3 separate regions of the Mus musculus genome follow, and all the other regions are linked to region 1. The links are chromatin loops, found by intact Hi-C in ENCODE. Cell type or tissue: heart. All regions are shown on one strand.

The links. Peaks named below come from ENCODE experiments on the same cell type or tissue, not always from the same donor. Only the 100,000 strongest peaks of a DNase experiment are listed, where the experiment ranks them.
Region 2: a loop joins it to region 1, with 5 times the contacts of the local background. A loop is called at or near these places in 14 of 42 quality-filtered maps.
Region 3: it touches region 1 in a loop (2.7-fold over the local background); 3 of 42 quality-filtered maps call a loop at or near these places.

What each region holds. Positions count from the first base shown.
Region 1 is chr12:116,048,536-116,051,035 of GRCm38, forward strand. All of the region lies in intron 1 of Zfp386 (zinc finger protein 386 (Kruppel-like)), which reads left to right. Among named protein-coding and RNA genes, the nearest start is that of Zfp386, 2.1 kb to the left of the region's middle. In heart, a CTCF peak has its summit at 1,373 (motif pointing right); no DNase peak of the experiment used is centred here; H3K4me3 peaks cover 736 bases; H3K27ac peaks cover 591 bases.
Region 2 is chr12:116,201,694-116,204,193 of GRCm38, forward strand. No RefSeq gene overlaps it. Among named protein-coding and RNA genes, the nearest start is that of Gm46330, 6.2 kb to the left of the region's middle. In heart, a CTCF peak has its summit at 1,111 (motif pointing left); no DNase peak of the experiment used is centred here.
Region 3 is chr12:116,279,851-116,282,350 of GRCm38, forward strand. It overlaps Esyt2 (extended synaptotagmin-like protein 2), which reads left to right and starts at 1,372. Exons shown (of 22, transcript NM_028731.5): 1 at 1,372-1,822. The coding sequence starts at 1,493. In heart, CTCF peaks have their summits at 759 and 1,393; DNase peaks (open chromatin) are centred at 1,301 and 2,171; H3K4me3 peaks cover 2,363 bases; H3K27ac peaks cover 2,364 bases.

The DNA.
Region 1 (2,500 bases):
AAGTCTATCGTTTGGTAAGCCAAGGAACTTCGTTAGGGTTATTTACCGAGGGATTAATTACAGGAGCCCGGGCATATAATTAGTGGCAACAGGACACTAGAAAATATCTCTCAACCACTTACCAACTGTTCACTGCCCACAAATCCTCAGGGAGGGGTGAGGACAAGGAAGTATTGTTAGGTCCAGTCTTTTGCAGGTCTGCGCATTTAATCACATTTGCTGTCATACATGTGAGATATCCTCAGAATACCATTTTGTAGAAATTTTGCGTCTTTTGCTTCTTAACAGTTCACCCTTTCAACACCCAGGCTGGTTGTTTGTTTAAGTCTTTTGATTTGGTTTTTGTACGCTCCTCCTTTCGCCTTCTAAGCCACAGATACCTTCCCACAATGTTTTTCGGTTGAGTTTTTCCCCTTTCGTGACCCCCACCCTCAGCTTTAGTGATTTCCTGCACTTGGGCCTGGCACCTTGTGTCCACAACTGCTGTGTGCTTATTATCTAGCACACATTGACCTCTGTGCCCACTCCTTAGACAACAGCCTGAGCTTCGAGGTGCAGTGAGGGAGCAGCTGGATGCCCTCAGGCTCGTAGACTCTGACCTTAGAAGCCCTTTTGTTTGTTGTATGCATGTCTTGGTGACCAAGAACAGTATTGAAGTCAACATGGTGGAGTAGCCATTTTTTTCAACACTGTGACTTCAATCCCTTAGTGTCTGCTAGGTTATATGGTCATTCTGCTTCGTGCTTTCAAAAATAGCTGCACTGCATTTGTAGTTTAAACAGTTCTGTGCCCAGCTTTCCTTTCAAACACACCCGATGTTTACAGAGTACTTCTTTTTCTAAATTCTCCTCTCATATTACATGCCATCTGCAGTTCCCCTCCCTCCCTCCTCCCAGCCCACCCCCACTTTCCCTTTCTCCCAGATCCACTCATCCCTTGAGAAAAGAGCAGGCCTCCCAGGAATATCAGCTGAACACAGCATAATAAGTTACAGTAAGACTAGGCACATGTCAGCGCTGGATGAGGGCAACCCAGTAGGGGGAAAGGGGTCCCAGAAGAGTCAGAGACAGGCCCTGCTCCCACTGTTAGGAGTTCTACAAGAACAGCAAGCTACACAATCATAACAGATATGCAGAGGACCTAGGTCAGACCTTTATAGGCTCCCTGATGGTCACTTCAGTCTTTGTGAGCCCCTGTGAGCTCTGATCAGTTGATTCTGTGGTTCATGGGACACTTATTCGTAATGCTGGCCTGGCACCTGTTCCCTGTGTATTGAATCACTAATCCAAGTTCTTAGAATCCATCGTGTTAGGTAGCCACTGGTAGGATGTGCTGCAAAACTTCTTCTTGGAGTAAACAGCAGGTGGTGCTGTTGTAGCCCTTAGAAACCTTGCCCATCCATCTAAGCCAGAAGATGTAACATGCGTTCAGTTGCCCCTTCTCCCAGAGCCTCGACGTTCAGGATATAGTCCAATGGAAGGTGTTAACTTGGATCCTTCACTATGCACATAGGCTCCTTCTAGGAACAATAGGTAGGCCTGGAGTCAAGTCGTGTTGCCAACTTGAGAAAAGGGCCTGGAGAGTTTAGAACTCACACTGAGGCTTCCAGAAGCCCATTAATGAGTAAGGCACAGGAAAATTTAGAACTCAAGGCATGTCTGGTCTACATGTGAGACCTCATCACAAAGCAATAAAGATGCAACCTCACAAAGTTGGCGGTGAGGTGTGTGACCCAGTAGACTCAGCTACGTGAGCGGTGGCAAGTAAATGCATTCAGATGTCCACAAGAGCTGACTTAACACAGATCGGGGGCCTGAGTCACAGCCAAGTGTGTCCTTTCCTCACTTAAACCCTGAAGCTTTTTCAAAACCTACAAACTTTGTTGCATTTCTTCTCCTTGGCAGATATGAACAAAAGTGTAATCAGTCTAGTTAGGGCACCGTGCTCAGAGTAAAGCAGGGACTCCACTGAACCTGGCTTTGGAAGCCAGTGAATCCATTGGGTTTGTGTATAGGAATATGGGTACCTGCAAAGCTGCTGTGGCACTGAGAAGTCTCATTCCACAAAGTGTGTCCAGGACGTAAAAGGCTGGATCATGGCATCTTAACCTTTCACTCCTGCATGCCTTGTGCAACTGGGATGAAGGAGGATATGGTAGGCAGAGTCCCAGAATCGAGTCTCAGGATGCCCCCATCTCATCCCATCTCTTAGGGATATGAGCAGCCACATTGTCTTTGTGATAGACCTAATGATTAATGTGTTTCTTTGCTCTTTCTTCTCTTGCCTGATTGACCAGGGTTACCTTAGTCCTGGTTATCTCTGTCTTGTATTATAGTGGAAGAGATAATTGTTTCATACCACGAAACTTTATTGTTTCGCCTACTAACTTGTGCTTCTCGGTTCAGGAATCTTGAATTCTTCCATGAGCTTCCTAGTCACAGTCAGTTCTGTATACTATTCATTCCGTGGCCTGGGGCTGATGTCAGAGAAAGAACTGATA
Region 2 (2,500 bases), 150 kb after region 1:
TTTTCATGTCCTCACAGAAGCATCTAATTGGCGCCATTCATACAGACAGGAGTATGGGGCCATCCACTGGTATATGATGAACCTACCAGGTACCATATTCTTAAAGAAAACTGACAGTCCTTCCCCTAGCAGCCACCAGCTGTGAGTAGTTCAGATAGTAGGGGCTTGTGGGTCTCTCTAAATATTGTATGGCTTGCTATTGTGAGGGTCTCGTGGAGGTGACCAGAGCCTCTGGATGTTCATGAGTGCAGTGGTCTTGTCATGTCCAGAAGATAGTGTCTCACCACGTCCTCTCCAAGCTCTGGCTCTTACAGTCTTTCTGCCCCCCTTCTGTGATGTTTCCTGAGCCTTGGGGAGGAGGTGTAACACAGATGTCCCATTTGTGGATGAGTAAGGACTGAAGACCCACTTGTGCTCCTCCTTTAGCTGTCAAGACCACTGGGACAATGATCCTCTAACTGGCATCTCATGCTGGGAAATGGAAAAGAATGAAGCCTGATGCCAGCCAGAGGAGGACCTTGCCTCCCAGAAAGAGATTTCACAAAGTTCTGACCACCACTTGCAGGAGATACAGGGGCTGAGGCAATGGTGGGTCAGCGATGGGTGAAACCACACTGTAACCAGGACTGCTTAGTGTTATCGTGTGTGTGTGTGTGTGTGTGTGTGTGTGTGTGTGTGTGTGTGACTAAGCCTCACATCAGGACCACAAAAATGGATTTAGCTGGAGGCTTTCTTAAAGCCCCATTTGGCTCATGACCACTTGTGGTGCGTCTCTTTGTCCAGTGGGTGCTCTCTGTGACTCAGTGAACCTAAGCTGCCCTCAGATACCCAGCACTAACACAGTCTCCCTGGAAAGAAGGTTATGCTATGAGGTAGGCAGGCATTTCAGCTATTTGGCTTTGATGCATATAAAGAAAATCTTTTAAAAAAAATAAAATGTTTCCCCTGTTTGATCAACGTGGAGAATCCTCTCCTTGGATATAAATAGAAGGGTTGTATTACTGTGAGAGTGTTTAAGCCTACTGCTTCTTGTGTTTGGAATCAAGCATTCAGGCATAAAGTGTGGACAAGTAGGCTGGCCAGAGCTCAGGTGGCTGCTGCTGCCCCCTTGTGCCTGGCATGCCGTACTGCATGATGCTTTTACAAATGCACTTTTGTCTTCTCGGTTGTGAGGGGATAAAGAACCACTTGGTGTGGAGCTATCGGTCAGGTTTCCTCAGGATAAGCTCGCTGAGAACCGGGACAGATACCTTCAGTAATCAGAAGCTGGTGACAACAGGAGCTGCTGGGAGAGGAAGAACTCTACCAGGACCTTCACTCCGTCTCCTCAGGACACCTTGCAGTTGGTGGAGTGGGGAGAACAGATTCTGGAAAGGGCAGGGACCTAGAAACTGCACATCTCGGACACCCTCAGCCCCACCAACAGGCCTGTGTTTCGCACAAGTCTTGTTCTGTGAGGCAGGGCTCACCACGGTGCTAAGCAGAACGTTGAAAGGCAAAGATCTCACAAACCTACGCCGTGAACCCGCAAGTCCCAGACCTGACAAGACCCCTCTCCCTAGCCCTAACCCCAGCCTACCCTAATGCTAACCCTAAAGCTCAGGAGGAGGAAAGGCATGACTGCCAGGAGGAAGGGTAATGACTTAAGCAAGAGAAATGTGATGCTATAAACCCCAGGAAACCACTAAGAGCTGTAACTGATACATCAACATGACACACCAAGTGGAATCACTATAAACACTCACTCAATGTACTCAAGGCAAAAAAAAAAGGGAAACTAAAATACAGCAATAATTCTGGAAAGCCCTTTTATTCTTATTCCTTCCCTCCCACCCATAGCATTGAGTTGCATCAGGCTCCTCAGGGATCCCAGCCTTTCTTCCAGCAGCTGAACCCTCTCCTCACGGTGTCATGCCATGCTACTCCAGCATCCTCACAGGATATTTATGTTCATTTGTTTTATTAGCAATGACCAATACTACACAGAAACCAGGGGAGGAACAGCTTAAGGAGAGGAGAACTTTATTCTTTCATCGCTTGAGGGGGCTCAATCCATTGCGGTGGTAGTGGCGTGTGTGTGTGTGTGTGTGTGTCTGTGTGTGTGCTTGTGCGTGTTCATGTGTGTTTGTGTTGTGTGTCTGTGTGTGTGGTGTAGTACTGTGGTGTGGTGTGGTAGAGCAGTTCACATCACGGAGGGCCAGGAAGCAGAGAGAGGGCAATGCTGCCCTCATCTGGTTCTAGGGCCTCAGCCCTAGAAATAATGTGGCCCATATTCCAGAGTGGGTCTTCTCCGCGGTGAAATCTTTTCTGAACTATACTCATAAACATAGCCGGAGGTGTTCCTCCATTTCCTAGATGACTCTCTATCCAGCCAAGATCACATTAAGGATCAAACATGGCAAAACACTCCCATGTCGAATCCACCTCATGCTTGGCTTTGCCCTTCCCTCAAACTAAAACACTAAGAATGCTGTATACTCCCAGCTAGTGGGAGATTTTC
Region 3 (2,500 bases), 230 kb after region 1:
TTGGTGCAAGGTAGTGGTGGGTTAATATTTGAATCACAAGGATTGTGGCATAAAATCAGACACAAGAGATGGGCAATGAATGGCTACTAATGGAACAAAGTATGACCCAGGATAACTTGGCTCTGAATCTGCAACATTCCACAATCATAGTCGTGGAATTATCCTCCTGGAAAATTTTCTTAAAAATTATGCCTCTGTGTGTGTGTGTGTGTGTGTGTGTGTGTGTACAGGCGATTGTGAAGACCAGAGGTATTAGATCCCATGGAGCTTTAGATACAGGTGCATGTGAACAGCCAGATGTGGATTTTGGGAATTGACTCAGGAATTGGGTTCTCAGGTGCTGGGCCATCTCTCCAGCTCCTCTTTAGCAAACTTTAAAGCAGATGTCTTTTTTTCTCTTCTCTTCCCTTTCCTTACTTCCCTTTTTTCCTTTTTCTTTTTTGCAAGCTTCACATATGTCCCCTCAGATGTCCCCTAAGAGTTTGGCCTTGACGGGGGTAGGGGGTGGTGGACCCTGGCTGCCTTTTTTTTTTTTTTTTTTTTTTTTAAATCTTCATGACAACTGTGCTTTCCTAAGCTCACTGGGGCCATTTTGTTTGGGAAGTCAGACCTGAAGGAGTACTAGACCCAGAGGCGCCACCACACAGTAAGGCCTCAAGGTAAATTTTACTGCAGCAGGCGCAAAGTTCTCATTCCACAGAGGCAGGCCCAGGAGCCATCCTCTCACCCTAGGAACCTGCAAGTTCAAGTTCTCCGCCAGGGAGCTAGGACAGGCAAGAGGTTGGCTGACGAACGCCGAGCTCTCCGCTAAGCTGGAAAGGACTCAGCCCGCTAGCCTTCCCACTAGTCAGGGCCATTGCTCCCTTCCAACACCCGCGGAAGCCACACCTCCCTCTCCGGCCGTCCCTGCGAGCCAAGTCCGGGTGTGTCCCCCTGGCGCGGCGCCCACCCTCCGAGGGCGCAGACCGAACCGCCCTCACAGGTTAGGGGCGGGGCCTGCCTGGCGTGATGGCTTCGCCTGCAGCCCCTTCTTGGTGTAACGACCGGAGAGTAGCAGCACAGCAACCCCAGCGCAGAGGCGGGTCCGACCGCGCGATGACACCAGGCACAGACCATTCGCCGCCGGGGGATCTTTCCTGAGGGCGCGGACGAGGGAGCGGGATCCGGTTGGCGACTGACACGTCGCCCCGCCCTAGATTCTTTCAGGGTCGGCTGTCTCTGAACAGTGGATCCCAGTGAGGAAGAGTCGGGCGCATGCTGATTGCGTCACCAAACCACGCACTCAGCCCGAGCAAGCCCCTCTCTGGGAGAGGCCTCGGTGGGGGAGGGCCCTGCGCACTGTGATGACGGCAAGTCCCGCCCGTTTGAGGAGTGGAGCGGTGGAGCCCGCGGTCCCCCTCAGTGGGGCGCTGGCGCGCGGGCTAGAGCGACCTGCGGTCCGTGGGAGAGCCGCGCCCGCCTCGGCAGGGAGGAGTGCTCAGCGCGGCTGGAGATGAGTAGCGCGGGGGGCGAGGGGCCGGAGGCCGGTCCTGGCCGGGCTGGGGGCCGCTCCGAGCCCGAGGCCCCGGGCAGCGCTCTGAGTGTGGACTTGCCGGGGCTGCTGGGGCAGCTGGCGCGCAGCTTCGCGCTGCTGCTGCCGGTGTACGCCCTGGGCTACCTGGGGCTGAGCTTCAGTTGGGTGCTGCTGGCGCTCGGGCTGCTCGCCTGGTGCCGCCGGAGCCGCGGCCTCAAGGCCAGCCGCCTGTGCCGCGCGCTGGCGCTGTTGGAGGACGAGGAGCAAGCTGTGCGCCTGGGAGTGCGCGCCTGCGACCTGCCCGCCTGGGTGAGTGTTGCCCCCCCAGACCTGAGCGGAGTCAGGTCCGCACCACCCTTCTCCCCTTCTCAGTGACGGGTGGGGAACTCAAGCCCCAGCCCGAGTGAAGTGTCAGCCACCGCTTGTTCCGAATCTCCGTCCGATCCGGGATCCGCACAACCAGGATCCCGGACCGAGTCAGGTGTGCGACCTTACTGCTGTCTGCCTCTCCTGCTGTAAACTGCTGTCTGCTGTCAGCACTCTGCCCACCTGCTTTCCTCGGGAGTTCTGGCCACTGTGGCCCACCCCGGCTCTGAGCGACGGTCTGCGTCCGAGTCTCACTTGTGTCAGCGCACCGCCTCCCCCACCTAAGTCAGGTGTCCTTATTGCTGTCCCCACCCTCATCCTGGGCGAGGTGTCCTGGTCATTATCTGCTCCGAGAGTGTCCGCTCTCAGTCCTCTTCCTGGCTTTCAGTCCTCCTCGCCCATCGCTAGCAAAGTGCGCAGGTAGTGAATACTTCCTAACTTGGCAGAACTGGTCATTGTTAGTTGCTGGGCCTCTTCCTCCTCTCATGCTGGCAGTGACTACCGCCCAGAAGCACACTTGGTGGGCGATGAGATCTCAGTTGTCCAGAGCGATTCTGTAAACCTTTTGCAAGCATGGCGCTGCAGGCCTGGAACCGTCCAGATTCTCCTTTCTGATTTAAA